Linked DNA regions of Homo sapiens: region 1 is linked to region 2. Evidence: read pairs that join two places in POLR2A ChIA-PET (ENCODE). Cell type or tissue: PC-9. All regions are shown on one strand. Links, peaks and the distances in the headings refer to the core of each region. The heading gives the core; the rest is flanking DNA.

Region 1 (17,705 bases), core at 5,700-10,699, 54 kb after region 2:
AGCAGATCACTTGGCTCCTAGACCAGCATTCAATCCCTAAATGATCAATGTGTTAGCCATAAGTAATTCTTTTAAGTAATTTTTTTCATTTCTTTTAGAGTTTTGAAAATTACATGAGAAATACATGAGTGTATAACTATTATAAAATAGTACAGGAATAGAAAGTAAAGTCTACCTCCATACAAACATGCTGTTTAATCCATTCTCTCCAGAGGGTATCATCATTCATTCTTTCAGAAGAAACTTGTGTATGCATTTACATATCTATGTATAAAAACTCGGGGGGCATTTAAAATCGAGTCACCTAGGGATCTCTTTCTTGGACCATATTGGTATAAACTTTATGGGCAGAAGCAGAAGTTTCTGAGATCCTTATTTCTCTCCCAGATGAATCTGTCAGATGTAGCATATTGTGGTTAATGTAGGTGTTTCACAGACCTGCTTATGTACCATCAAGCTTTATCATATTCTAAAGTTCAAAAGTGAGTTCCAATATGCATTATTGAGTTGAGTTCCAATATGCACTATTGTGTTTTCTTACTGGAAATACAATTTCTGTTCTTAACACCATCAACTAAGCTCCCTGTACTGTGAGAAAAGAAAGTGAGTAACCGACCTATGAAATCCATATAGATTTCCTCCACAGGACTTTCTTGGCTTCCCTGTCTCTGCAGAGGCACACAATATTATAGAAAACAGAAGCCAAAAGAATAATCTTGTGCAATTTTTTTTTTTTTTTTTAGACAGGGTCTCACTTTGTCATTCAGGCTTGAGTGCCCTGGTGTGATCTCAGCCCACTGCAGCCTCAATCTTCCAGGCTCAAGCAAGCCTCCAGCCTCAGCCCCCCAAGTAGCTGGGACTACAGGTGTATACCACCATGCCAGCTAATTTTTTATATTTTTCGTAGAGATGGGGTTTCACCATGTTGCCCAGCCTGGCTTGTGCAATTTCGTTTTTTGAAAAAATAGCTAATGGAGATTCTGATAATTCTTATTGTTTCCTGGTCAACTTCTGTGTCTTTCCTAATTTTCAAGCTGTCAGTAGAAATGATGAACTGTAGCAGGCCAGAAGCTCAGCTTCATTTGGTCACTTTTTCCTTTCCTGTCTTCTTGCCCATCCAGCTTTCCCCTTTCTGATGGTGTCTTCTTATTTCTGACAATGCTTGGGAGCGAGCTGTGTGACACCCAGATTTTACGAGTTGCCAGCGGTGGAGAGGAGAGAGCCGGGCATGCAGATTCTTCATGGACCCTACTAGAGAGGACAGAGAAAAAGAGCACTGGTGTAGGAGCCCACGGGTCTGGCTCTTAACCCTGGCCTGGTGACTTCAGCTATTTGACCTTGAGCAAGTCACTTCATTTCTCCTTTAGCAACATCTCTAAAATGAGGGAGTGAGCAAAAATGTTCCCTTAGATTTCTTCTAATTCAGAAATACCAGTTGATTCTTATTTAAATATGAACATGACCAAAGCATGTGCAGTCTGTAAAGCTGGAGAGGTGCCCAGCACCTTGGTGTTTCCATTTGTGCGGTAGCCCCCCTCATGTGAGCCCTGTACGTGAACATATGAAATCTTATGCTGCATCCACATTCAATAAGAAGAAATTGCTTTTTCAGTGTCTGTGGGAGGAGATAAGCTGCAGGTGCTGTTTATTTTCCCAAAGGACTTTATATATGAAACACAGGGTTTATTAAATGTATCAAATGCAATAAGAGAAAAATCTGTCATCTGATGTTGAGATAGCATACTGGGAGCCAGGTCGGGGTACTGCATTTGCTCACCAGAATCAGATCAAACGAGATACGAGTCCTTTGGTTTGATTGGATTCATCATGAGGCAGCATGGGTTTGCACTTGTAGAAATCAAAACTGTTAGGTCAGGTAGTAAAGCCAATCCTTGAACTTACATCTTTAGTTAAGGCATCAAAGAATTGTAAGTTGCTTTGCAATGATGCCATCTCCACATGGTCAGATTCTTCCAGTAAACTGTGCAGATATTTTACAGAATAAGAGCTAAGTTTCAGCATGTCAAGGAATGATCTGTACTCAAGTGTTAGTAAACAAGGGTTTTTTTGTTTGTTTGTTTGTTTTGAGACAGTCTCTGTCATCCAGGCTGGAGTGCAGTGGCATGATCATAGCTCACTGTATCCTCAGACTACTGGGCTCAAGTGATCTTCCTGCCTCAGCCTCCTGCGTAGCTAAGACTACAAGCGCATGCCACCACCCCTGGCTAATTTTTTATTTTTTATGGAGAAGGGGTCTCACTATGTTCCCCCAAGCTGGTCTTGAACTCCTGGACTTAAGCAATCCTCCCACCTCAGCTTCCCAAAGAGTTGGGATTAAAGGCGTGAGCCCCCATGTCCGGCCAACAAGACTTCCTCGTGACTATAATGTGAGCATAATATTAATAGCTCTGAGAGAGAGAAGTGAACCAGAAGACCAACCTCAGTGTCAGGAAGTCTGGGCGTCTGTCTTCTGCATGGCTGAAGACATGGGGCTTTGGGCAAGTCATCTGTTCTCTTTGAACTTTGGCTTCCTCACTTCTGAAATAGGAGGGTCAGAGAAGATGTTTCTTTTTGCTGAAAAGTTTTACAGTTCTCTGATCTATACCCCTTGGTCACACACAACCAAAAAGTAGAAAACATGAGTGCAATACTTTTCCACCAGTACTCCCAGTTTATACATTATCTTCTCAAACCAATAAGGAACTTCTACAAGGCCCTGTTAGTGATGTGTTACAGGTGCCAGCATTAGGGAAACTTTCAGACTGTTATATCTATTCGTTCCTTCATCCATGTATACTATTCATTCTGTATGCAGAGTAATTTATATATGTACAATTACATGGCAGTGAAAGATAATCAGAAAAATGAAGTTTTTTTTTTTTTTTTGAGATAGTTTTGAGACAGAGTCTTGCTCTGTTTCCCAGGCTGGAGTGCAGTGGTGTGATCTTGGCTCACTGCAACCTCCGCCTCCCGGGTTCAAGGGATTCTCGTGCCTCATCCTCCCGAGTAGCTGGGACTACAGACATGCGCCACCATACCCAGCTAATTTTTGTATTTTTAGTAGAGATGGGGTTTTGCCATGTTGGCCAGGCCATTCTCGAACTCCTGGCCTCAAGCGATCCTCCTGCCGGCTTCCCAAAGTACCGGGATTCCAGGCATGAGCCACCATGCCCAGTCAGAAGGTTTTTTTTTAAAAAACACACTCCTGAACTAACAATTACAAAGAGCTAGTGACAATTTCCCAAATAATTATGCATAACAGGAGCCCATATATTGTTCTCAAATCATAAACCATAACTGATTTTGAGGAAAAGACATTCTGTCCCACTGATATTCTTTTCATGAGTAAGATCTGGATCTGTCTGGAGGCACAGAATTAATTTTTGCATGAGGAATCCCAACCCTACCATCATTCCATGGCTGAGGAATTGGTTATTACTCCTATGGGAAATTGGGAATGTTGTTGGTACCCCAGCCTTCTCTTAAGACAAAATTTAACAAATGCATACATGCTAAGATGCTTATACTCATAAGGCTTTGTGGGTCTCCTTTCTAAGGGGAATTTGAATACTAACAAGAACAAAGGCTAAATACCAAAAGGGGGCTTTCTAATGGTAGAATTTGGGATATCAGGTAGCCACATAGAGCAGGGCTACTTTGGGGGCTGGAGACTGCAGAAACCCTTCAGTTTATACGTGTGAGTAAACCTAATCACACTTGATGTATTGCTAGTGAAGTCCCAGCCCCCTGAGCCTTTGCAGAAACCCAAAGAATGCTAAAAAGGGCAGGTTTTAGTTCCTGCCAATTATTTCATTTACTACAAATGCCCCGAGTTCCGAATTTACTTCCCTCCCCACCAGAAATATGTCATTTTGGAGGCTTGTGAAAATTAAGCATTAAGAAAATCCCGCCTCCATCCTAATACACTGCATCCACAAGTCCCAAACAAAATCACTTCCTTGGCCTACACACATAACTACCTGTTTCTGTTTAGGTCTGTGACTCAGAAAGTGCCTGGAAGAAGTCATGAGAGGGAGTCGATCCCATCTTACCTGCCATAGGAAGAATAGGGCCTGCTCAGTAGAGTTCAGTGTGTGTGTTGAAGGTGGTGGTTCTTAGTCCTTCCCTGAATTCACTAATTCGCATTGCACTCACTCTTCCTGATCAATGAGTTATTGCTGAGAAATCATTGTAGTAAGTAATACAGGTATCCCCAGTAAAGCCATCCCTCTCCTCCATACCTCCGCTGTCCCTTGGGTTTTGGCTCCAGGATCCTTGCCCCATGTCCCAAAGAATCCCTACCTTGGGCCTCCCTCCTCCTCTTTTGTCAATTGCACTTGACCTTTTCAGGAAAAAGAAATCAATTGATACCTTAGTCCTAATGTTTGACCCTTTTCTATCTCAGAATAGAGAAGTCCCTGTATTTGTTCTTTTTTTACTCAAGTTTAATATAGACCACCTAGGCACAGAAGCTCCGTGCTATATTCTGTTGCCTGTAATTGTCCTTCCATCTAATTGGGAAAAGGTTACTCTATTGAACCATCTGCTGATTCCCTTACCTTTTCACTCTTTTGTCAGTATTCCTTTACCAGTAAATTCTTGGTTATCTAGGTCCTGAAGTTTCATTCATGTTTTTTTTAAAAGCTTTAATTTTTCTTAGGAAAACTGTTTCTCTCATCTTAAAGCAGACTATGATCTTTTCTACTTTGTTATACAATCTGAACATAATGAACACTCTAAAGTCAGGCATGGATTTTATCATAAAAGCAGATCGTATTAAGATTTTTTTAAAAAAGAACCAGGATTGAGGAATCTGTAGCTAATAATTTAATAATTCACCAGCATGTTTTGGGCTCCCACTTCATGCTGGCCACTGGGCTAGGCACTGAGGGTGCAGAAGCAAACAAATCAGCCTCCTGGCCCTCAGATTTGCATTCCAGTGAGTCCATTCATAAAACCTAACTCAAAGCCAGCAACACCCCCAAAAGGGCTGTTGGAAGCTTTGTAGCTCATCTGTACAGCTGTCTTGATTCCTGTACGGGATCTTACTTTCTTGGGAAAATATGTTCTAAATCCTGTTTCCTTGGGCCATTAAAAATCCATGCTGTCCCTAATCAATATATAGTTATGTGTGACCTTCTTAGAATTAAAAAAATGCCGCTGGACAGCCTTTGAAGGGAAAGGCAGAGAAATCTGTTTTGATGGCTTGAAAATAAGTGAAAAGGTTTTTAGGGAAAGCTAACAAGCTTTCAAAGATTTCAGATCTGCCAGCATTCATTCATTAAGGCATGGGATTAGGCCAAAAGAGCCTCCTACCAAGGGAGAGACAGGAACCATGTAAGGAGATCTGTGAGACCGCAGTGGAAGAGTATTGAAATAGAAGCCAGACCTGTAGACGTATTTGTTAATATGTGTGCCAAGCCAAAGTACAGGAGGAGGCTTGGAGGCATGGAGTTGTGGTGGAAGCAGGTTCTGAAAAGCAGAACTCTGAAGCTGGCTCATTCTCACGAAGTCATCTGGCCCAGCCTCCCGCCTCCAAGCACATCCTGCCTGCAGAGGGTCTGGCTAGCTGCCTTTTCAGCTCTCGAGGGATAGAGATTCTACAACCTCCCTCTGTCATCAGTTCCAGAGCCACTCCCCTTTGCACTAGAAGTTCTTGCTTTCAAAGAATGAGGGTGTGAGGGAGGGAGGGGTCAAGAAACAGAGTGACAGGGGAAACAGGCAGAACAAGTCAGGGCAAAGGACCCCAGCATGAAGAGTTGTGGAGGTGGAGGTGGGGAAGCAGCCTCACATCTCACACTTCCTTCCTTCTCTTAAATGTGAGCAGCTGACTCCAAGCCTTGTGGAAACTCTAGAAGGTAGAACCAGCCATCTGGGGAAGCTGGCCTTACAGATGCCCCGTCTGGCATAGTGGAGGTTCCTGTGCTCTGAGAACGCAGTGTGAATCTAGACATCCACTGCAGCCTGGGAAGAGCTGTGTTTTCTTCAAAAGTCTTTAACTTTCACAGTCACCCCTCTAAAGAAATGTTCTCTGATTGAAGGCATGCTTCTATTCCTACTTTATTGTGTTTCATGCATTCTGCCAGAGTAATTACTTTTCATACCAATTCTTGGATGCAGAGAAATCTCTGGTAGTCTAAGGGGATTTCGATCCAAGTAAAGCTACTATCTCCTATTCCATCCAGACTTTTCCGTCTGCCTCCATTCTCTCAGTCACATACCTAGAAGCAAGCCAGAAAGCCTGTCCAACCAAAATCACTCTCCAAAGCCCAAGCACTTTATTGTTCTCCCTGTCTGTTATCGAGCCAAGGTGTATTTGGCCTCATTTTATGCCATTAGTTGTCTGGCTTTCATGGCTCTGCACCACATTACAGTCAGAGCAGGAAGGCCAGCAGTGGAGATAGAATTATGGCAGAAACCCAGAGTAGAGGCCTCTGCTGGTGAGGGAGCCTGCAGCACTCTCCACGCTGGTGGGTCCTAGCATGCCCAACAGACCCCCATCCCTTCCCATCAGCCTTGGGCCTTGAGTCTCATTCCAACTCATCCCCTCCCCTTTCCCTTCTTTCCAGTCCCAGGTGACACTTGATGCCTCTGACTCCTTTGAAGAGGGCATCAAGAAGTGAAAGAACAAAGTCCTTTTCTGTTCGGGATCTGGGCCCATCCTGGGAGAGGTTTTTGGCAGAAATGGCTGCAGTGGAACCCTCTGACTGCCAGGGTGAAATAGTGCTCCAGCAGGCTGCGGTAGACTCACTGCCAGAGTGGGTCAGGACTGGCCCAGAGGACAGGGTCGTCTCTTGAGAGTCCTCCCAGCTCCAGGGCCTGATTTTAAAGCAGTAACACGAGGATATAGGTTATATACAGGCTCCTGGAAGGCAGGTGCCGCAGCTCCTGTGACACCCCATATGCCTGAGCAAGCTTCTCCAGCACAAGAGATGATGCAAGTATGAATGGGTACGGGGGGAGCTTAAAACCTGCCAACACTGAGACTTGATGCCAGGGGCCGTGCACCCGCTCTGCCACCTGCTAGGTCTGTGCAATGGTCAGAGCAGAGGTGTGTGATGAGTTCAGCTCCCAAGCACATCCACACTTAGGAAGTGTTCTGTGTGTTTTTAAATAATCCTTACCATGTAAAGATTGTATTACATTTGTATACAAAATTTTTTTGCATTTTACTTTTGTAATATTTGGGGTTTTATAGATTTTTATTTTATGGCCAAGTATACTTTTGTAAGGAAATGTTGAAGTCTTGAGTATTTTTATTCTTTTAAAAAACTATAGTTAGTGTCAACTGTGAGCACTGATAAATATTATTCATGTGTGGTTTTCCTTCTTTTTAATCCAGACTTTTTAAGAAACTGTTTTGGCATAGAGCTTTACTTAAAATGCTGCTTCATTTTACACATTGTGAATACTGAAGATTCTAAAAAATAAAGATGCATTTAAAATCTCTGTGCTGTTCCATTGTAGAAATGGTAATGTGCATTGCTTTGCCAAAGTGGTAATTAAATGTTTAATGGTTTAGAACTCCTAGTTCACAACAGGGCTTCTCGTCATCACTTGCAGCGTGTGAGCTTCCAAATAAGCCGCCATTTCTTTGGAAAACGCACGCACTTAGGCATGGCGATCTCCTGTTCCGTTAGGAAATACGGTTATGTTGACATTATGGTTACTGTGCTTGTGGTTTTGCAATAAACATGTATTGAAAGCACTTGTGATAACGTGGTCCGCATTTTGTTTTTAATCAAACTCCAAATGGCAGTAGAAGTGGAGCCAAAGCTTCCTGAGCGTTCGGGCAGCAAGATGTGGTGAGAAAAAAAATACGAGTAAGGAAGCAGAGGCGGCTGGGCCAAATCCTTCTCCTCCGCAGCAAGCCCGGAGACGGGGATTCCGTTGTCTCTTTTGGAAATCCCCTGTCCTCATTCATTTAAAAAACATAAAATCAGGGAGGGAGATAATTACATTTACCTTTGCCTGGATTTTATGGTGTTGGAATAGAGTGAGGAGCACAAAGCTCCTGGCACATTTTGATTGCCTCATACGTGTTCCTGGCCTTCTTCCCTCCCTTCCCTCTTGAGTCTTCAGCGTCTATTCAATGAATGCTGGTTGGGTGAACACACAGTGTACCTATCTTAATGCCATATAGGAAACAGAATTCTTACCCTGATTTTTAAAAATAATTTTTCCATCATAAAATAATACACAGGGCCAGGCACATGCCTGTAATCGCAACACTTTGGGAGGCAGAGGCAAGAGGATAGCTTGAGCCCAGGAGTTCAAGGCTGTAGTGAGCAGTGACCCTGCTACTGTACTCCAGCCTAGGTGACAGAGTGAGACACTGTTTAAAACAAAAAACAGCTATTAAAGACTTTTAAATACAGAAAAGTGTAATGCTTTCTTCTTGCTGTAAATGTCTTTTAATATAGTACAGATTGTACTGTGTTTTTGTTTTATATTCTTAACATTATATCCTGAACATTTTCCCATAACAAGGAAACATAATTTAAAATTTCATTTTATTGTGGGACATTAGGTTGTTCCTGAGGAGATCGATTCTGGGGAATACCCATTGTATATTTATCCTAGTTTCTGATGATTTTGTTAGAAAAGATAACCAGAAAGCACGTTACTTTGTTCAGATATGAAGACTTTAGCTCCCGATATGTGTCCCCAGGTTAGTTCTTTAGCCAGCCCCGTAGGGTCTACTAGCAAATGAATGCATTTCAGGATTCTGCTCAGGTGAGAAGGGTGACAGGAGAGTGAGTCACACTGACCTCTTCCCCTTCCTGTTCTTTACTTACAAACCACATGCCCTCGGCATGAATGGGCCCTATTTCACCTCTTTAGTTCTTTCTTATATAAAACACTGGACCTGATAGCGGGGTGCAGTGGCTCACGCCTGTAATCCCAACATGTTGCGAGGTCAAGACAGGAGGATCGCTTGAGGTCAGGACTTAAAGACCAGCCTGGTCTCCACCAAAATAAAAAAACACACACACATGACTTGATGATCTTTAAGACCATTCAATTCTTAATTCTAGCAAAAGACAGAAAGGAGACGATGTAGGAAGGGCTGGAGGGAGGGAGGCAAATTCTCATTTGGATATAAATGGAGATGGGGAGGCCCTATAAGGGATACTTTCGTTTTTCACTAGTGGTGTCTTAGAGAGTTGTTTCATGCATAATTTATTGGATGAGTATCATTTGTTCCCTAAAGGATGCTAGGTTATATTTTTGAATTTTGTCAACAAAGCAATTTTTATGAAGCTGAAGATCATATTTTTCACATTTACTTTGACATATCCGTGACTCAGATTGCGGAAACAGGCCTGAACCCCCAGTGCTTCTTAGCTCAGTAACAGTGGTGATAATTTTGGGTGCTTGCTCTATGCCTGATACTGTTCCAAGCACTTTCCATGCCTCAGCCTCACAGCAAACCCGGAGTAGGTTCTATTATTAGCTCCATTTTGCATCAGAGGAGAAAACTGCCCCAGGTCAAATAGCTGGTGTGTGGGGTGGAGCTGGGTTTGAGCCCAGGCCATGTGGCTGCTGCAGAGGCCCGGGCTCTAACCAGGAAACAGTAGGTGCTGGGTAGCTCTTTATCCAAATGTGGAGGGAAGGGGGTTTTCCGAGGGCCATGGATTTGTACAGGCTGCCCTTTGTGCTACACGAAGTCCTTTAATCAATTTACTCTTCTCAGAACCCCTGCGAGGTAGGTGTCACCACCCCCATGTCACGCAGCACACAGCTGCTCAGTAAATAGTGGGGCTGGAGTTCGGAAGTCCACGGTCATCCCTCAGCATCAGGGGCCCTTGGATCAGGGCAAGGGGCACAAGAGGCTCACAAGCACGAGAGACTGAAGGAAAGCAAGAACTGCCTTTCCTAAAACTGATCTAAGACAGCGCCTGCTGACAGGAGGTCACGGCTGTGTTCCGCTTCCCGCTTCCCCTTTCACCTGCTCCCTGTTCCCACTTCACAAGCAACAGATGCATCTCTCACACCTAGCAGCACTGCTGCGGAGGTCCTGGATGTAAAAAATAAAAATAAAAAAACTAATAGTAAAATTAAAACCTCCTCACTGCCAGAAAAAAGTGAGAGAAGACGATTAAGAATGTGCGTCCACGGTACCTCTTACGACAGTTGTCATGATGAGTCCAGGGTAGCGCTTTGTATCTGTCCCTTTTCTGTATGTATTTCTGTCCCAGACAATGTGGCATTAGAGATGGGGTGCTTTGACTTGGGATTTTCAGGATTCAGATGGATTATAGAGTGGAGGAGCAGAAAGAATGGCAATTGTTGTTTAATAATCTTACTTCTCCTGTTTCCCAACTACTGTGAAAGATCGCCAAACCGCTGAAGACAAGTTCTGAGAAAAGAAGGCAAGGAGGGCATCAGTGAGCAACCATGAGGGCAGCAGGACCTTGTTTCTTCCACGTGACACTCGGGTCAAGGCTGCACACCTTATCTAACTATATTCCGGGTTGGAATAAAGCATGCTGCTTTTGAGTTCATCCTCTCTGCCTCTTCACCATTCTCAGTAGTAAGGAGGAGCTTCGATAGTACTTCCTTCTCTGGTGCCTTGGTCTGTGTCCCAGGGGCATCCTTGAGAATATTGCAAAGAGGCGAAGGTAGGAAGTTCCCTATTCCTTACTGTACAGATGAACAGTACACCTTCGAGTAAAAGGAACATTGTAAGAGGTAAGTTTGTATTTTACATTTTCTTGGACATTTATTCATACTTTTCTAACCACTTAATGAAGGTACAGTTGACATACAGTTAGCCTCACATATTTGAAGTGTAAAATAAAAGTTTTGACAGGTGCACACCCATGCATCCATCACTACCATCAAGATAGTGAGCACATCTACCCCCTTTAATATCCTTCCTTCCCTACCACCCCTCCTGTCTCCATACCCCCTCCCCAGGCAGTCACGATTTGCTCTCAGTCACTATAGATTCATTTTTATTTTCTAGAATTGTATATAAATGGAATCATACAGTATGTCCTGTTGTTCTAATTATTTTTGTCTGGCTTCTTTCACTCAGCATAATTATTTAGAGATTTATTCATGGTGCTGCATGTATCAATAGTTTGTTCCTTTTTATTGCTGAGTTAGATTCCATTGTGTGGCTATATCACAATGTGTGTATCCATTTATGTGCTGATGGATATTTGCATCCTGTGCAGTTTTTGGCTCTTATCAATAAAACTGCTGTGAGCCTTTGTGTACAAGTCTTTGTGTGGACATATGTTTTCCTTCCTCTTGGGGAAAAACCTAGGAATGGAATGGCTGATCATATAGTAAGCATATGCTGTTAAATACAGATTATAGCAACCCGTTGTTTTGGACTAAGCTCCTGCACCAAGCCCCAATGGACCACTCTAAAAGTAAAAATGGAGTCACTCATGCTAAAGTTCCATATCACCAAACGGAAAATAAGTTATTATCTGACCTTCTACGAAATCAGAAGAGAGAACGGCCAATTCCCCAGACAGGCCAGTTTCAGTCTTTAATGGGCATGACAATGAAGTTCTCCATGTTTTCATCCTTATGACAAAAAGTCACCTGAAGTCACCTGACGGGAACCAGTTATCTTTCCCCTGTTTTGTCTCCCTGTCCCCCGTCACATGGAAAGTAACTTTGAAATGACCTCTACTCTTTTCTCTTAGTTTTTGCTTTCTTCAGCCCTTCTCTGTCTATAAAGCCAGCCTCTTCTGTTCAGCTCATTGGAATACTTACTCTATTTTATGGAATGAAGTGTTGCTCAATTCTAGAATGGCAATAAAATAGATAAATAAATAAAATAAATAAATAATTAAAATAAAACAAATAAATAAATAAAACAGATAAAGTTCTTTAAGCTAAATTTGTTATAATTTTTGTCTTTTGAAATGCTTGACTTCCAAACTGTTTTCCAAAGTGGTTTCATTTCTCATTCTCACCAGCAGTGTAGAAGAATTCCAGTTGTCCCATATCCTTACTATGCCTTGTATGATTAGCCTTTTTTTTATTTTCATTTTTTATTTTTATTTTTTGAGACAGACTCTTCCTCTTGTCACTCAGGCTGGAGTGCAGTGGCACAATCTCAGCTCACTGCAACCTCTGCCTCCAGGGTTCAAGTGATTCTACCACCTCAGCCTCCTCAGTAGCTAGGACTACAGGTGCGTGCCACCACACCCCGCTAATTTTTGTATTTTCAGGAGAGACAAGGTTTCACTATGTTGCCCAGGCTGGTCTCGAACTCTTGACCAGTAATCCACTTGCCTCAGCCTCCCAAAATGGGATTACAGGTGTGAGCCACCGCACTCAGCCTGATCAGCCTTTTTAATTTTACCCATTGTAATAATATGCTGTGGTATCTCGTTGTTTTAATTTGCATTTTCCTAACGACTAAGGATGTTGATCGTCTTTCCACTTGTTTATTTACCACCCCTAAATCAGCTCTGGCGGAGGGCCTCTTCAAACCTTTTCCCCATTTTTTTACTGGATTTTTTTTTCCTCACTGGATTTTTGTTTCTTGGTTTGGTTTTTGAGACAGGGTTGTGTTCAGGCTTGTCTTGAACTCCTGAGTTCAAGCAGTCCTCCCACCTCAGCCTGCTGAGTACCTGGGATTACAGGTGTGTGCCACCATGCCTGAGTCTCATTGGGCTTTGATCATTTTTTATATGTTCTGGATTTGCAAGTGTTTTCTCCTAGCCTGTGACTTATCTCTTCATTCTTTTAACAATGTCTTTCTTACTTTTGATGAAGTCCAATAAATCAATATTTTCTTTTATGGATTGTTGTGCCTTTGATGTCACATCAATCCTTGCCTAACCCAAGCTCATAAAGATTTTCTCGTATTTTTCTTTTAAAAGTTTTACCATTTTTATTACATTCTGCCAAAAGATTATCAAATACTATAAAATCCATATTCATCTTTTACTTGGGCACAAGTCTTCTCATCATTGCCAACTTGTCTATTTTTAAAAATTTCTGCCATAGATTTCAATGTCCACAATCTAAAAGATTTCGTCTGTAAATAATTCATTTAACAACAATGATTTTTCAATTTCTGAACTTACTGGCCTTCTGAGATGTCGCACACTCTCTCTTGTGCACACATTGTCTTTCTCTCCTGTTAATTTTTCTCATTGTGGTAATAAGTGACGTTTATTCTAAACTTCTGTTCTCTAAAATTTTACTTTGTATTTAATAATTGTCAAAATTCAAATATCTTTATAATGTTTGATATCAATAATAATCATGGATATCTTAATCCCAAATACATTTTTAAACTTAGATCTTATAAGACATTTTTAAAATTAAAATTATAATTCATATACATATTTTCATTGCAGAGAAGTATGATAGGTGAACAATGAAAAACTTTCAGGCTTAAAAATGTATTACATTAAAATAAAATTCTGTGGGGGAAGTAGAAGGATACTCCGAGGAGTAAAAGGAACAAAGCAAATTTTCCATTTGTTCAAGAATTCTTTCTCTATTTTTTTAAAACGCTGTACTTTTTAGATTCTCTTGACTACATTTTAAAAGAACAGTTATATTTTTAAAATGTCACTATTTACAATATGCCAGAAATTACATCTTTTGCAGCTCTTTACAATGAGAAATTCTAGATGTCAACGTAAAAATTGTGAGGGTGTAACTAATGTTTTGGAAATCTTTCAGAAAGTATGTGGTAAAAAAATAATAATAACAATAATAGTCTTCTACCCCACAGTACTTCACAGAAACGAACAAGCAGGAACATGTGTGGTGCTGGCTGAGAGCTGGATTCACTCCTCTGAGTGGGGAGATAAGATGTCCGGGAACTGGATTTACCTCAGCACATAGACCGTTTATTTCTGGATGTGGCCCAGGAAAGCAAACACAAATGTGTCAAACTCCTCTTTTCTCTGAAAGAGAATTTAAAAGTAAAGATCATAGGCCAAGCCAATGGTAACATCTTTTGGGCAAAGAATCTCCTTTGTAGGGTATTTGGGTAGAGGGAGAAGTTGGTCCAGGAGAGTGAGTTCTGAGCCACACCCGTGGATGTCCATGAGATAGAGAGCTCCTACAGTTACAAGAATCATAGAGTCACTTCAGCCATCATAAGAAGTGATTCGACTGGATATGGGTTGGAGCCAAGAGGGGGCCAGCTACCCTTTCTCTCTCTCCCTCCCTGTCTCTCAATCTCAGCCAGTCCAGTCTTTCTCCCTCGCAGTCTCGGTGTTTCTGCTACATTCTTCTATTGCTACTAGCCTATCTTATCCTCATTCTTCAGTCCAGATCCCACAGACAGCCACTCTGACTGGCTTAGCTGATTTCCCTCTGGGCTTTTGGATAGGGTCCTTCAAGACTGCACACCGTGGCAGGCAGCCAATCTGTAGCCATCCCTGTGCAAAGACCAGCTCAACACTGCTTGTCTGTTGGGAGGAGGATGGGTGGGAGGAGCTGTTTCAGAAACCTGGGAGTAATAGACATGACAAAACCGTGACTGAGATGTCCATTTGCCTGTCATTTTCTAGGGTGGAGATGGAAGTCTGGTCTTCCCATGCCCACTTGTCTCAAGCCCCTCCCACACATCAAGTGACAGTAACAGCTTTTCTATCACCATTTAGGGATCATATGGACATTAAAATGAAGATGAAGAGAACACAGGAACTCTGTAAGTCTAAAAAGATGCCCTAAACAGCCAGAAGGGCCCCACTCCTTGCCCGGATCACAAGTGCTGGTAACGGAGGGTTGGGGGAACCAGGGAGGAATTCCAGGAACCCTGGGCCTTGTCCCTACTCCTGAGATAAGGAAAGGGGTGGAAGAAGGGAGGGCCGTAGGATCCCAGACAGCTTCAGTGTCGAGGGCTTTGGGATTCCCTCTGCCCAAAATGCCCAGGTATAGATCCTGAAAGCCCCAACATCACTGACTTCTTTGAGGTCAGACCCTGAAAACCTTTATGCACAGTCAACCAGTCACACTTAGGCTGGAATCTGCGTAGCCAATTGGTATTTTAAAGAAAAGGAACCCAGGAAACATAAGACATCAAAAGAGGCAAGATTTGATGGCAAAAAAACAAACAAAAAAAAAGTTGTAAGCCGAGCACGGTGGCTCATGCTTGTAATCCCAGCACTCTGGGAGGCTGAGGCAGGTGGATCACCTGAGGTCAGGAGTTTGAGACCAGCCTGGCCAACGTGGTGAAACCCCATCTCTACTAAAAACACAAGAAGTTAGCTGGGTGTCGTGGCGGGCTTTGGTGATCCCAGCTACTTGGGAGGCTGAGCCAGGAGAATTCCTTGAACCAGGGAGGCGGTGGTTGCAGTGAGCCAAGATTGCACCACTGCACTCCAGCCTGTGGGACAGAGTGAGACTCTGTCTGAAAAAACAAAACAACAACAAAAAACCCAAACAACAAAACAAAACCAGGTGTAGTGTGGCTCTAAAGGAACATCTGACCAGGTTCCTGGGGAACCAGGGCCATGGGAGGAAGAAGGGACTCTTCTCCCATGAGAAGGGCCTGGAGATGCAGGGACTGTCAAGTCACTTTGGCCAACTTTTTTGCTCCCCTAGAATGAACTCTGCACTAAAAGTGGAGAATCACTTCTATGAGAGAAAGACATAAAAAGAAAAGATATAAGGTAATGTTACAGTAAGTTGGGCAAATCTATCAAAATTTAAAAACATGTATACTCTTTGAGTAATTCTATTTTTTCAGAATTCATTCTGCCATTATAGCTATATATATATAAGGATAGTATTCACCTGTATTCGCCTGTAATCCCAGCACTCTGGGAGGCCGAGGAGGGTGGATCACTTGAATCCAGGAGTTTGAGACCAACCTGGGCAACATAGTGAAACTTCATCTCCACAAAAAATACAAAAAACTAGCTGGGCGTGATGACATGCACCTGTAGTCCCAGCTACTCAGGAGGCTGAGGTGGGAGGATCGCTTGAGCCTGGAAGGCAGAGGCAGAGGTTGCAGTGAGCCATGATTGCACCACTGCACTCCAGCCTGGGTGACAGAATGAGACCTTGTCTTATAAAAAAAAAAAAAAAGAAAGAAAAAAAAGTATTTGCAACATTGTAACAAAAGATTGAAAATATCCTAAAAGTTCATCATTAGGGGTTTGGTTAAATAAATGCTGGTGGCAATTGTTGGGGAAAAGACAGACATGGAACACTCTAGGTGACAGATTGTTAAGTGGGAAAGCTGGTGCAGAATAGTGTGTACAGGTGAGCCCATATGTTGCCCAGAACACACACTTGGGCAAATGCTAAAATCAATATTGGGTTAAAGTTGGGGTCAAAACCAAATATTACCATCTCAGAATGAAACTCCTGGGATGCAAGAATTAACCTGAAATTTCATCCCAAAGAATGTAATTATTATTATAGTTTTGCTAATGGTCAAATTCTAAGTTTGACCTTATGGTGCAAGAACAGTAATCACTCAGCATGATCAGCTGCAAAATGGCTCTGTGATCACGTCACTGCAGTTCTTGTTGTTGTTGTTTTTGAGACAGAGCTTTGCTCTTGTCACCCAGGCTGGAGTGCAATGGCGAGATCTCAACTCACTGCAACCTCCACCTCCCAGGTTCAAGCAATTCTCCTGCCTCAGCCACCCAAGTAGCTGGGATTACAGGCACCCACCACCATGCCCAGCTGATATTTTGTATTTTTAGTAGAGATGGGGTTTCACCATGTTGGCTGGGCTAGTCTCGAACTCCTGATCTCAGGTGATACACCTGCCTCAGCCTCCCAAAGTGCTGGGATTACAAGCATGAGCCACAGCACCTGGCCTTCACTGCAGTTTTGTCATAAGAAATAGACGGTCACTTTCCACTGAGAATGGGAGAGAAGCCAGGTATTTTTCGGATATTACATTTTCCTGTACTTTTTTTCTTTTCTTCATTCTCTTTATATCCCTTGTTATGTCTGAATCAAAGGTGATTTGTCATGGATATTGTACATGGTTTTGCAATTTTTTTCTGCTTATGGAATGTTGAGATAGAAAAGCTAACATTCTTTTTTTAAAAATTCATTTTCATAAGATGTGAATTCCCAAATAGAATTTATTCCTGAAAGACTCATAACCTAAATGGAATTAAATATCAAAAATCAAACATAATTGTTAAAGGTGATTTTATTTACCATAATGCATGTGAGATATGCACCAAACTAGACAGATACTAGAGTTATGACTTAATCAAATATCTATTATTCTGACTGGTATTATTGAAAATTGTTTAACATTCATTGGCTTACAGAGATGATAATGTTCTTCCTAAAGTTATCTCACTAACATTCTCTCTCAATATTCTTTTTAATTCTCAGTCTTTTTCTCAATTTATTTGCTATTTAAAGGTGCTTGTTTTTGAACATAAAATTAGCAGCTTTCACCATCATTATGTGAAACATTAATTATTATGGCTTTTTAATCTTATAATAATAAATATATGTAGTTCAAATGACTGAGAATTTTAACATATGAAGCATAAAAGAGACTTTCACTTCAAGACTCATTTGATATTTATAGTGAGTATCATCTATTAATAAATCTAAATGGTATGCCTCATGCATATTACTAATGTTGATATGCTGATTAGATATAATGATAGACCGGGTGCAGTGGCTCACACCTGTAATCCTAGCACTCTGGGAGCCAAAGTGGGAAGATGGTGTGAACCCAAGAGTTTGACACCAGCCTGGGCAACATAGTGGGACTCCAT
Region 2 (14,697 bases), core at 8,613-13,612:
AAACGTCATGACTGACAATAACCTTTTGTTAAACATCTATCTGTTGGTAGGTGTTAAGCCCGTTTTCTCCCTTGTAGTTTCTCCATTATTAGCCATGTTCTGTAACCTTATTTACCTTGATCATCTACAGTTTATCCTCATTTCCTACTCTCTGTATGTTTAGTCTGTTATCAGGGATACTGACCTTTCTAAAATATTCTTTGAATTATTTTATTTCTAGAGTCAAGCCCTGGTCCACTCTTATAGTATAGTCTCCTACGGATTTTCATAGATATAGCCCCTCTCTCTATATCCCTGTTTGTTATTTCCTCTGCATTCAGAACACTTTTTGTAGGTGTTTACTATATGCCAAGCACTGTGCTAAGCACTAGGAATTGGTAAGGTCAACGATGAGACAATTATAATACAAGTAGAGATATACAGAGGTTGGGAGACCTAACTTGCCTGGGTTTGTAGGGAAGTTGAGGGGGCAGGAAAGGCTTCAACAAGAATGTAATAATTAAAGTTAAGAATTTTGTAGGAGTTCACCAAGTGTTTGAGTGGTTAGTGTATTCCATACAGAGGGAACAGTAACTGCAAAGGCAGGGAAGGTATGAGAGAGCTCAGTATGTCTAGGGAACTGCAAGTAATTGAGTATGGCTGGAGTGGTGTAAATGTTTGTGTTTGGGTATGGGTAACAAGTGGCAGAAAATGAGACTGGAATGATAAGGGACCCAATTATACTGAACCTTGTTTTAACTTTTTTGTTCACTTATAAATTTCACAAACATGTTTTGAACGCCTATGTATCTGTCACTATGTGAGTCACTGAGATAGGCATGGTTCCTGGTGTAACAGAACTTACAGTGTCCTGAATGGTACAGACAGGTAAACAATTGTAAAATAGAGCAGGGAGTATTATAAACCAAAGGCCTACAATTGCTCTGAGAGCTCGGAGAAGGAGCACCTAACCCAGATTTTGGAGGTAAAGTAGAGCTTCCTGGAGATGCAGCTTCTAAATCAGAGCCTGAGGAATGAGAGAACGATGGTTAAATACAGTAGGCAGGAAGATTACACTGTAGAGAGGAAACTTAAAGGAGAAGTCCAGTGAAGGGAGACACCCTGGTACGTTCAAGCCCAGAGTGGCTTAGATCTAGTGAGAGTACTAGTAGGTGAAGCTAGAGAGGAAGGCAAGCCCCACGCAAACCTTCTAAGCAGGCCTGAAGGGTTTAAGGTTCACCACATTGTAGGCAAAGGCCACACTCTGAAGAACTGTATGTCAGAGAGTTATTTGATGACATTTACATTTCAAAATATGGTTTAGAAGGATTAAAACTGAAAGCAAGGGTAGCAGCAGTATATAAAGCATTTCACCTCCTTTACACAACTTATTCCTTTTAAAGAAAAAATAAAAATGTAAAAATGAGTAAATAAAACTGAACGCAGGTGAAACATAAGTTTTAAACTTTATTTTGGTCATGTTATTATTTTTATTGAAAACCTAAGCAATGATTGTATTTTTTACATGATGTTAAGCACTGTTAAGCATATATTAATGCAGTACATGCAGCTCATGGTTCTCATGCAGTCAAGCAGAAGCCCCTGCTCAAAGCTTCCCAGTTACTTCTTCATTGCTTTCATGTTTGCCAATCTGCCTTTCTGAAAGACTGTCCCAGGACTTCATTCTATTCAAAATACTGTACTAGAATTGTCATTTTAAAAAGTTAGAGATTCTTAAATTATTCCCGACAAAGGTAACATAAGAAAAGTAAACTACAGATCCAAATCTCAGATGAGTATAAACACAAAAGTCCTGAACAAAATACTAGCAAACTGATTCCAGCAACATATATCATAAAACGGATGATATACCATGACTAAATGGGATTTATTCCAGCAATGCAAGGTTGGTTTAACATTCAAAACTCAATTTATGGAATGTATCATATCAGCAGATAAAAGGGAAAAAACATGATCATCTTAAAAGATGAAGAAAAAGCATTTGACAAATCCAACACCCTTTCAATGAACTGGAAACAATCAATGAATTAGGAATAGACAGGAACTCTCTCAACCTAATAAAAAGCATCTATTGGAAACCCACAAGAGGCCTGGCACAGTGGCTTGTGCCTGTAATCCCAGCACTGTGGGAGGCCGACAAGGGAGGATCACTTGAGGCCAGAAGTCTGAGACCAGCCTGGCCAACATAGCAAAACCCCATCTCTACTAAAAAGAAAAATGGCCGGACATGATGGCACATGCCTGTAATCCCAGTTACTCGGGAGGCTGAGGCACGAGAATCGTTTGAGCCTGGGAGGCAGAGGTTATAATGTGAGCCAAGATCACACCACTGCACTCCAGCCTGGGTGACAAACAAACAAACAAACAAAAAACCTGGAGGTAACATCACATTTCACTTCTAGGGTTATGAACAAGACAAGGATGTCCATTTTTCCATGCCTTTTTAAAACTGTGCTGGAGGTTCTAGGCAGTATCACTGAACAAGAAAAGCAAAAGATATCCAGATTGTAAGGGAAGTAGTAAAGAATATCTCTGTTGAAAATGATCTTGAATATAGAAAATTATCTGGAGTTCACTAAAAACTATTAGATCTAAAAAAAGATTTTAGCAAAGTTTTATGGTACAAGATTAATATGTAAAAATCAATTGTCTATATATTGGCAATGAACAATCTTAACATGCAATTCAATTTGCAATAGCATCAAAAAGAATAAAAGATTTAGGAATAAACTTAACAAATGAAGTGCAGAACTTATAATCTGAAGACTACCACTGTTGAAAGAAATTTAAAAAGACCTAAATAAATGGAAAGGCATTCCATGTTCATGTTGGGAGGTTTAATATTGTGAAGATATCCCCAAGTTTATCTGCAAATGTAGTGCAATCCCTTTAAAAATCCCAGCTGCCTTTGTTGCAGAAATCGACAAGGCGATCCTGAAATTTACATGGAAATGCAAAGGACCAGCAATATCCAAAACAATCTTGAAAAGGAACAAAATTGGAGAACTCAGACTTCTCAACTACAAAACTTATTACAAAGCTATAAGATAGCATAGTACTGGCATAAGGATAGGCATATAAATCAGTAGAATAGAAATGAGATTCTAAAAAAGTGATACTGCGTAGAAACGCCATTACATTTATGGTTAATTGATTTTTCAGAAGGGTCCCAAGATAATAAGGGAAAAAGTCTTTTCAGTAAATGGTACAGGAATAACTGAATATCCAAATTCAAAAGAATGAATTTGAACCCCGTTGTTAACTCAAACCTAAATGTAAGAGCTAAAACTATAAAACTCTTGGAAGAAAACTAACAAGTAAATCTTTATGACCTTGGATTAGGTGAAGCCTTTTTATAAAAGACACCAAAAGCACCAGTGACAAAGGAAAAAAGATAAATTAGACTTCATCACAATTTAAAATTTTTGTGCTTCAAAGAACCCAGAGAGTGAAAAAGACAGTCCACAGAATGGGAGAAAATAATTGCAAATCATATATCTGATAAGGGACTTATATTCAGATTATATAAAGCATTCTTACAACTCAACAACAGAAAGACAACGCCATTAAGAAGTGGGTAAAGGACTCAAACACATTTCTCCCAAGAAAATACACAAATGTTCATCGAACACATGAAAGATACTCAGTGTCATTAGTCATTAGGGAAATGCAAATCAAAACCATGGTAAGATACACTTCACACCCAGTAGGATTGCTAGAATCAATAAAATGGAAAATAATAAAGTACTGGCAAGAAAGTGGAGAAATTAGAACCTTCATACATTCCCATATGTGGGAATGTAAAATGGTGTAGCCGCATTGGAAACAGTTTCACAGTTCCTCAAAATGTTAAACAAAGATTACCATACAATCCAGAAATTACATTTCTAGATATATATCCAAGTGAAATGAAAACATACACCCATGTAAAAATGTATACATGAGCATTATTTATAATAGCGAAAAAGTGGAAACAACCCAGATGTCTATCTACTGATAAGTGGATGAACAAAATGTGATATATCTGTGCAATGGAATATTATTTGACAATAAAAAATACTAAAGTACTGATACATACTCCAACATGAATGACCCTTGAGAACATTATGCAAAGTGAAAGAAGCCAGTCATAAAAGACCACATATTATATGATTCCATTTATAGGAAATGTCCATAATACTCAAATCTATAGGGACTAAAAGTAGATCAGAGGTTGCCTAGGGCTGGGAGATTGAGAGTAATGGGTACAGAGTTTCTTTTTGGGTTGTTGAAAAAATTCTAAAATTGATTGTGGTTATGATTGTACAATTCTGCTGGTAAATGAAAAACCACTAGATTGTGCACTTTAAATGTGTGCATTGTATGTCATGTGAATTATATCTCAGTGAAGTTGTTTACAAAAATGCCAGTAGATGGTCAAAGAATATGAATAAGGCAATCATGCAAGACATACAGGTGGCCAATATGCATATTTTAGGTGCTCATTCAGTATTACTAATAATTAAAATAACTCTAAATTAGAACAGTTCATTAACTTCTTGTTGCTCCTTAGATTGACAAAGACTAAACAGACTGAAAACACCAAAAAAAAAAAGAAAGAAAAAAAAGGAATCTGCTAACAATCTTGTGTTTAAAAAAATAGGAATCTTTAAATTTCTAACTGAATTAAACAGAATTATCTGTGGTTAATTGTCTTATAGGAATGTTGTCCTTTTTTGCTAAGAATATAGCCCTAGAATTAAAATTATCCAACTGAAAGGACCTCTAGAAATCACTAAATTCAATCTGTTTATTGGCCTAGAAAGATTAAGGGATTTGTTCAAATTACAAGCTAATTAATGGCATAGACAGGTCTATATTCCAAGTTTCCTGACTTTTCTACTAGGGCTGTGCTTTTCTACAAAATTGGACACAGTTATCAAAAGCTGGAACTTCCAAGTGCCAGAATTATAGAGGGAAAGATTGGGATGCTAGAACCTTCCCTTCTATAATGGGGACAAATTAAGATTGTTTGGGTATTCATTTTACTTCTGATTGTTTAATACTCTACATTAGCTAGTCTTGTGTTTAAATTCTATTCCCTGTCTCTTGGTCTCTTATTTTTGGATGCTTTCTTGTTCAAATTTTCCATACAGTCTGTAAATTGGGTCTGTCTTATACAATGCATCAGACTATCCTATTATGAATCAAACAAACCTCCTATCCTGTTATTTCTTACCAGTTTTTTTTTCTGAATGCCACACTTATTAGACAATCATCCTAGACCTGTTTCACAATCTCTTTTATAGTAAGGTACTGTTGGCTTTTAATGTTTTCTCCATAAGACAACATTTGTTTACTTCCTCAGTCTTTTTATCTGTGTGCCATAGTATCAGCATATACATCATTGTTAGTATAACCTCTTTACCAATTACTTGTTGAAATTTATATTTTTATATATTCAATTTTGTTTTTACTAGACTGAGCAATCTTGGCTAGATACTATATTTTGCTTATCTCTATACGTCTCAGACTCAGTTGATACTTAGTAAATATTTGTTAGATAAATAAATACCTGAGAGGCCGGGCATGGTGGCCCACACCTGTAATTCCAGCATTTTGGGAGACTGAGGCAGGAGAATGGCTTGAACATCACTTGAGCTCAGGAGTTCGAGACCAGCCTGGACAACATGGTGAGACCCTATCTCTACAAAAATAAAAAATAAAAATTAGCCTGGTATGGTGGCATGCATCTATGGTCCCAGCTACTTGGGAGGCTGAGGCAGGAGGATCACTTGAGCCCAGGAGGTCAAGTCTGTAGTGAGCCATGTTCATGCCACTGCATTCCAGCCTGGGTGACGGAGTGAGACCCTGTTTCAAAAAACAAATAAATACTTGAAGTCTTCAACTTTTTGTGTTTCCTGGTTAACATTTTACCTATTTTTTTCTTTCAGAATTTGGAGTTGTCTGCTTAATATTTTCTGCAACACTAGCTTATTTCCCACCCCGACCTCCTCTTCCTCCCAGTGTTGCTGCAGCTAGCCAGCGGCTGAGTTATCGGAGAAGCGTTTGTAGATTATTAAGGTAAATATACTGAGAGTCACTGGATGGCTTTGACTGACACCTTCAAGGTAACTTCAGATTTTTAAAAAATAATTTAAGATAGTAATTTTTCAGCAACCTATTAATTAGGTTGTAAGTAATTGATAAAATACTAATTGAATATTTTAGATTTCCTACCAGAAATCTATCTTGAAAAATCACCAAAAACAAAAACTTCTATAATTTTTGCCTTCTCTACATATCACCTATACTATTATTTGCTTAATGTTTTAAAAATCAAATATTTTATTTTTCTTAAATAATTTTCTTTTTTAAAGAATCCCATATCATACAATAGTGTCTGTGAAATCATGAATTCTATGTGTTATACTTTTCCTAATATGCACATTATTTTAACTTATTATGTATTTGTTAAGGCATATTAAAATAAGCAGGTGGTAGTCAATACAAAGTGAATAAAATAAATAATATTATTCACATATCACCTGAAATCATTTTCTGTACGAGCAGTAGGATCATACTTTAAGAAACCAAATATATTATTTAATTTTATTGGTATAACTTAGTATAGTTAGATTAAACTCTACTCTTGAAGGCTCAAATGCCCAGTACTGAATTTAATTCTTGGGATATATAAAATACCACTATTGATTATGATTTGCAGTTGGACCACTAGACTTTGTCATTTGAAATTTTTTCACAGGTAGTTGTTATGAGTTTTTATTGATTCTTCAACAACTCTCTCTAAATTGGTTCTTTCTTTTCTTGGGTTCCTCTCCCCAGATGGTAAGTTTCTTGTGGTCAAGAAGCAGTATCTATGTCTTTACATCTGCTGCAGTAATACTGTCCAGTAGGAATAAAATGCAAGCCACATAAGTAATCTTACATTTTCTGATAGTCTTCAATAAATTTTTATAAATCAAAATCATATCAAGTATCTTCTGTGACCACAGTGGAATAAAACTAGAAATCAACTCCAAAAGGAACCCTCAAAACTGTACAAACACACGGAAATTAAACAATCTGCTCCTGAATGATTTTTGGGTTAACAATGAAATCAAGATGAAAATTAAATTCTTTAACATGAACCGTAATAGTGATGTAAGTTATTAAAACTTCTGGGATACAGCAAAAGCAGCGCTAAGAGGAAAGTTTATAGCACTAAATGCCTATATCAAAAAGTCTGAAAGATTACAAATTGACAACCTAATGTCACACCTCAAGAAACTAGAGAAACAATAACAAACCAAAACCAAAGCCAGCAGAAAAAAAGAAAAAACAAAGATCAGAGCAGAACTAAATAAAATTGAAACAAAAAATACAAAAGATCAATAAAACAAAAAGTTGGCTATTTGAAAAGATAAACAAAATTGATACCCCATTAGCTAGATTAACCAAGAAAAGAAGATTCAGTTAAGCTCAATTAAAAATGAAAATGGAGACGTTACAGTCAATACCACAGAAATACAAAAGATCATTCAAGACTACTATGAACACCTCTATGGACACAAACTAGAAAATCTAGGGGAAATGGATAAACTTCTGGAAACATACAACCCTCCTAGATTAAATCAGGAAGAAATAGAAACCCTGAACAGACCAATAATGAGCCGTGAGATTGATTCAGTAACTTAAAAATTGCCAACCAAGAAAAGGTTATGGTCAGATTGGCCAGATGGATTCACAGTTGAATTCTACCGGACTTTCAAAGAAGAATTTATACCAATCCTACTGAAACTATTCCAAAAGATTGAGAAAGCAGGAATCCTCCCTAACTCATTTTATGAAGCCATCACCCTGATACCAAAACCAGATTGAGAAAGAGGGACTCCTCCCTAACTCATTCTATGAAGCCAGTGTCACCCTGATACCAAAACCGGAAAAAGACATAACAAAAAAGAAAACTACAGGCCAATAGCCTTGATGATCATAGATACAAAAATCCTTAATAAAAACACTAGCTTACTGAATCCAACAGCACATCAGAAAGATAATACACCATGATCAAGTGGGTTTCATACCAGAGATTGTTTAAAATACGCAAGTCAAATGTGATATATGACATAAACAGAATTAACAACAAAAACAGTATGATCATAATAGATGCAGAAAAGGCATTCAGTAGCATCTCTTTATGATAAAAAAAAAACCCTCAACAAACTAGGCATAGAAGGGACATACTTCAAAATAAAAGCTGTATATGACAAACCCACAGCCAACATCATACTGAATGGGAAAACTTGAAAGTATTTCCCCTGAGAACTGGAACAAGACAAGGATGCCCACATTCACCACTTCAGTTCGAAAGTACTAGAAGTCCTAGCCAGAACAGTCAGGCAACTGAAAGAAATAAAGGGCATCCAAATTGGAAAAAGAGGAAGTCAAATGATCACTGTTTGCCAATGATATGATCATATACCTAAAAAACCCTAAAGACTCTTCCAAAAGACTCCTAGATTTGATAAATGAATTCAGTAAACTCTCAGGTTACAAAATCAGTGTACACAAATCAGTAGCACTGCTCTACACCAACAACGAGAAAGGCAAGAATCAAATGAATAACTCAGTCCTCTTTACAATAGCTGCAAAAAAATTAAAATACCTAGGAATATTCTTAACCAAGAAGGTGAAATATCTCTACAATAACTACAAAACACTGCTGAAAGAAATCATAGATGCCCATTCAGTGTGATATTGGCTGTGGGTTTGTCGTAGATAGCTCTTACTATTTTGAGATACATTCCATCAATACCTAATTTATTGAGAGTTTTAGCATGAAGGGTTGTTGAATTTTGTCAAAGGCCTTTTCTGCATCTATTGAGATAATCATGTGGTTTTTGTCTTTGATTCTGTTTATATGCTGGATTACATTTATTGATTTGCATATGTTGAACCAGCCTTGCATCCCAGGGATGAAGCCCACTTGATCATGGTGGATAAGCTTTTTGATGTGCTGCTGGATTCGGTTTGCCAGTATTTTATTGAGGATTTTTGCATCGATGTTCATCAAGGATATTGGTCTAAAATTCTCTTTTTTGGTTGTGTCTCTGCCAGGTTTTGGTATCAGGATGATGCTGGCCTCATAAAATGAGTTAGGGAGGATTCCCTCTTTTTCTATTGATTGGAATAGTTTCAGAAGGAATGGTACCAGCTCCTCTTTGAACCTCTGGTAGAATTCGGCTGTGAATCCATCTGGTCCTAGGAGCATTCCCTTTGAAAATGGGCATGAGACAGGGATGCCCTCTCTCACCACTCCTATTCAACATAGTGTTGGAAGTTCTGGCCAGGGCAATCAGGCAGGAGAAGGAAATAAAGGGTATTCAATTAGGAAAAGAGGAAGTCAAATTGTGCCTGTTTGCAGATGGCATGATCGTATATCTAGAAAACCCCATCGTCTCAGCCCAAAATCTCCTCAAGCTGATAAGCGACTTCAGCAAAGTCTCAGGATACAAAATTAATGTACAAAAATCACAAGCATTCTTATACACCAATAGCAGACAAACAGAGCCAAATCATGAGTGAACTCCCATTCACAATTGCTTCAAAGAGAATAAAATACCTAGGAATCCAACTTACAAGGGATGTGAAGGACCTCTTCAAGGAGAGCTACAAACCACTGCTCAATGAAACAAAAGAGGATACAAATAAATGGAAGAACATTCCATGCTCATGGGTTGGAAGAATCAATATCGTGAAAATGGCCATGCTGCCCAAGGTAATTTATAGATTCAATGCCATCCCCATCAAGCTACCAATGACTTTCTTCACAGACTTGGAAAAAACTACTTTAAAGTTCATATGGAACCAAAAAAGAGCCCGCAATGCCCAGTCAATTCTAAGCCAAAAGAACAAAGCTGGAGGCATCATGTGACCTGACTTCAAACTATACTACAAGGCTACAGTAACCAAAACAGCATGGTACTGGTACCAAACAGAGATATAGACCAATGGAACAGAACAGAGCCCTCAGAAATAATGCCGCATATCTACAACTATCTGATCTTTGACAAACCTGACAAAAACAAGCAATGGGGACAGGATTCCCTATTTAATAAATGGTGCTGGGAAAACTGGCTAGCCATATGTAGAAAGCTGAAACTGGATCCCTTCCTTACACCTTATACAAAAATTAATTCAAGATGGATTAAAGACTTAAACGTTAGACCTAAAACCATAAAAACCCTAGAAGAAAACCTGGGCAATACCATTCAGGACATAGGCATGGGCAAGGACTTCATGTCTGAAACACCAAAAGCAATGGCAACAAAAGCCAAAATTGACAAATGGGATCTAATTAAACTAAAGAGCTTCTGCACAGCAAAAGAAACTACCATCAGAGTGAACAGGCAACCTACAGAATGGGAGAAAATTTTCACAACCTACTTATCTGACAAAGGGCTAATATCCAGAATCTACAATGAACTCAAACAAATTTACAAGAAAAAAACAACCCCATCAAAAAGTGGGCAAAGGATATGAACAGACACTTCTCAAAAGAAGACATTAATGCAGCCAAAAAACACATGAAAAAATGCTCATCATCACTGGCCATCAGAGAAATGCAAATCAAAACCACAATGAGATACCATCTCACACCAGTTAGAATGGCGATCATTAAAAAGTCAGGAAACAACAGGTGCTGGAGAGGATGTGGAGAAATAGGAACACTTTTACACTGTTGGTGGGACTGTAAACTAGTTCAACCATTGTGGAAGTCAGTGTGGTGATTCCTCAGGGATCTAGAACTAGAAATACCATTTGACCCAGCCATCGCATTACTGGGTATATACCCAAAGGATTATAAATCATGCTGCTATAAAGACATGCAAACGTATGTTTATGGTGGCAATATTCACAATAGCAAAGACTTGGAACCAACCTAAATATCCAACAACGATAGACTGGATTAAGAAAATATGGCACATATACACCATGGAATACTATGCAGCCATAAAAAATGATGAGTTCATGTCCTTTGTAGGGACATGGATGAAGCTGGAAACCATCATTCTCAGCAAACTGTCACAAGGACAAAAAACCAAACACCGCATGTTCTCACTCATAGGTGGGAATTGAACAATGAGAACACATGGACACAAGAAGGGGAACATCACACACCAGGGACTGTTGTGGGGTGGGGGGAGGGGGGAAGGATAGCATTAGGAGATATACCTAATGCTAAATGACGAGTTAATGGGTGCAGCACACCAACATGGCACATGTATACATATGTAACAAACCTGCAGATTGTGCACATGTACCCTAAAACTTAAAGTATAATAATAATAAAATAAAATAAAAAGAAATCATAGATGACACAAAAAAATGGAAACACATTCCATGTTCATGGATTGGAAGAATCAATATTGTGAAAATGACCATACTGCCCAAAGCAATCTACAGATTCAGTGCAGTTACTATCAAAATAGCAACATCATTTTTCATAGAATTAGAAAAAAAAATCCTAAAATTCATATGTAACCAAAAAAGAGTCCAAATAGCCAAAGCAATCCTAAGCAAAAGGAACAAATCTGGAGGCATCACATTACCTGACTTCAAATTATACTACAAGGGTATAGTTACTAAAACAGCATGGTACTGGTATAAAAGTAGTCAATGGGACAGTCCAATGGAACAGAATAGAGAAATCAGAAATGAAGCCAAATACATACAACCAACTAATCTTCAGCAAAGCATACAAAAACATAAATTGGAGAAAGGACACCCTATTTAATAAATAGTTCTGGGAAAACTGGCAAGCCACAAGTAGAAGAATGAAACTGGATCCCTATCTCTCACCTTATACAAAAATAAACTCAAGATGCATCAAAGACTTAAATATAAGATCTGAAACCATAAAAATTCTAGAAGATAATGTTGGAGAAACACTTCTGGACATTGGCCTAGGCAAAGAATTCATGACTAATACCCCAAAAGCAAATGCAACAAAAACAAAAATAAACGGGACCTAATTAAACAAAAAGTTTCTGTACAGCAAAAGAAGTAATCATCAGAGTAAACAAACAGCCCACAGAATGGGCGAAAATATTTGCAAACTCTGTATCTGACAGGAGACTAATATCTAGAATCTACAAAGGAACTCAAACAGATCAGCAAGAAAAAAAAAATCTCATCAAAAAGTGGGCAAATGTCATGACCAGGAGACATTTCTCAGAAGAAGACATACAAACACTAACAAACATAGGAAAAAATGCTCAACATCACTAATCATCAGGGAAATGCACATTAAAACCACAATTAGATACCACCTTACCCCTGCAAGAATAGCCATTATTAAAAAGTCAAAAAACAATAGATGTTGACATGGATGTGGTGAAAAGGGAATGCTTATACACTGCTGGTAGGAATGTGAGTTAGTACCACCTCTATGCAAAACAGTATGGAGATTCCTTAAAGAACTAAAAGGAGATCTACCATTCAACCCAGCAATCCCACTACTGGTGTCTACCCAAAGGAGAAAAGTCTTTATATGAAAAAGACGTATGCACATGCACATACATGTTTATACCAACACAATTTGCAATTCCAAAGATATGGAACCAACCTAAGTGCCCATTGACCAATGAGTAGGAAAATGAGTGTATATACACCATAGAATACTACTCAGCCGTAAAAAAAGAACAAAATAATGCTTTTACATCAACTTGTAGGGAGCTGGAAGCCGTTATTCTAAGTGAAGTAACTCAGGAATGCAAAATCAAACACTGTATGTTCTGACTTATAAGTGGGAGCTAAGCTTAGGGTAGGCAAAGACAGAGTGGTATAGTGGACTTTGGAGACTCAGAATGGAGAGGATGGTGGAGACTGAAGGGTAACAAACTCCATATTGGGTACACTGTACACTACTCAGGTGGCAGGTGCACCAAAGTCTCAGACTTCACCGCTATCCAATTCATCCTTGTAACCAAAAATCATTTGTACCCCAAAAGCTATTGAAATTTTTAAAAATTTGTTTTAATTTTTTGTATATTTGGGATAAAAATCTTTGAAAATTTTTAATAATCTTATTTTAACAGGAAAAATAAGTAAAATTAATTAGAAATAAGTAAAATTAATAAGTAAAATTAGTTCTAAGAAATGAGTAAAATCAATTTTAGTAGCATATTGTTTAACCAAGCATATCTAAAACATTATTTTAACATGTAATCAATATTAAAACTTATTAATGAGATATGTTATTCATAACATCTTTGATATTCAGTGGATATTTTGCACTTAAAGCACATGTCAATTTGGACATTAAATTTTTACTGGAAATACTTGATTTCCAGTAGAATTAAGTGGAATATTTCAGATATCACTAAATTTACCGTTGAAAAAGTATGCATTGAGCAATGTCTCTTGTATTGCACTGTTTATCCTAAGTTAAAAATAAATAATTAGTTTCTGAAATTTTGAATCAACAGATATTTGCTATCGTTAGAAAGGATCTTACATTCTATAGGCCATTGTTTGGGGCTTAATTGCAGATCTAACACTTCTGTAGAATACTATTTTTATTCTTTTCCTCGTAATTTTTAACAAATTTCCATAGCTAAAAACAATTCCTTTACCATCTCTTGATCTAAAATGCTTTTCTTTTTGTACAAGGATCCAAACAGTTTTATAGCTGGCCAAATTATTAGTTCAGATCTGTTAAAAATCATTTAAGTGTTCATTGGACATTTAATTCTGATTTCAGGCAACTAATTTTCTTGATTCTTTTTTGATCTGAAAAGAAACGTCTATAAAATTGACCATGTGTTTGCTAAAATGTCTTTTAATATTATTCACTTAATTATTCTAAACTTTTTTTCCACAGCAGACATTTTATTTTGCTCTGCTGTAGCAAATTGTAATTGCCGTTCATTGTGAAGTTTGCAACATGCCGTCTTCTCTTTTGGTCTCTTCTTTCTACAGGAAATATTCAAATACACAAATTACAATGTCACATGTCACATCAGTGTGTAGAAAAAAATAATTAGAACTGAATCCATTCATTGACGCCAATATCAGTGATGGATGATGATACTAGAGACAACACATGCCCCAGCATGCACACTATAATAATATCTTAGTGTTGCAGCTGTTAAAGTAAAATGTACTCCTACCAAACAGAGTTACGTTTAATGGAAAAGTAACTTTCACTGCTTCGCTTCAAATTTAGATTTAAATTAGTTAAAATGAAATAAAATTAAAAACTCAGTTCCTTGGTTGCACCAGCCACATTTCAAATGCTATGTAATATTGTTTTCCAAACTTTGGTTTACAGCCAACTAATTCAGTGAGGTGACAGCCATTTTCCTTAAGCAAAATAGAATGGAATAAAATAGAATAGAAAATATTATTTCATCACATGTAATAAGGATACCTTCTTTTAGACTTTTGTTTCAGTATATATGTTGCATATAGGTAGGTCACAAAGTAAAAATAAATTTCTTACTCTGGGTACAGTAAAAAGTTTTTGAAAATCACTTCTCTATAGCACGTCGTACATTGCCTTTCACATAATAGGTAAAAAAAATGTTAGGTTGAATTGTGATTAGTGGCACACATTTGTAAGATGACAGTTTAAAATGATCGTTTTTTAAAAACAATGCCACTTAAGTAAATTTTTTTCCATGCAAACCTAGCTGCAGATGTTAGATAGCAATA

Evidence for each region. ChIA-PET counts read pairs that join two places held together with the same protein. Peaks named below come from ENCODE experiments on the same cell type or tissue, not always from the same donor. Only the 100,000 strongest peaks of a DNase experiment are listed, where the experiment ranks them.
Region 1: POLR2A ChIA-PET joins it to region 2 with 5 read pairs; 3 of 35 experiments call an interaction of 5 or more read pairs at or near these places.

The regions. Positions count from the first base shown.
Region 1 is chr3:122,884,709-122,902,413 of GRCh38, forward strand. It overlaps LINC02035 (long intergenic non-protein coding RNA 2035), which reads left to right and starts at 1,805. Exons shown (of 1, transcript NR_024618.1): 1 at 1,805-7,708. RefSeq lists an enhancer at 5,712-5,801. In PC-9, for the core only: no CTCF peak of the experiment used is centred there; DNase peaks (open chromatin) are centred at 8,773 and 9,523; H3K4me3 peaks cover 493 bases; H3K27ac peaks cover 1,861 bases.
Region 2 is chr3:122,827,384-122,842,080 of GRCh38, forward strand. It overlaps SLC49A4 (solute carrier family 49 member 4), which reads left to right. Exons shown (of 9, transcript NM_032839.3): 4 at 5,934-6,063. Among named protein-coding and RNA genes, the nearest start is that of SLC49A4, 40 kb to the left of the region's middle. In PC-9, for the core only: no CTCF peak of the experiment used is centred there; no DNase peak of the experiment used is centred there.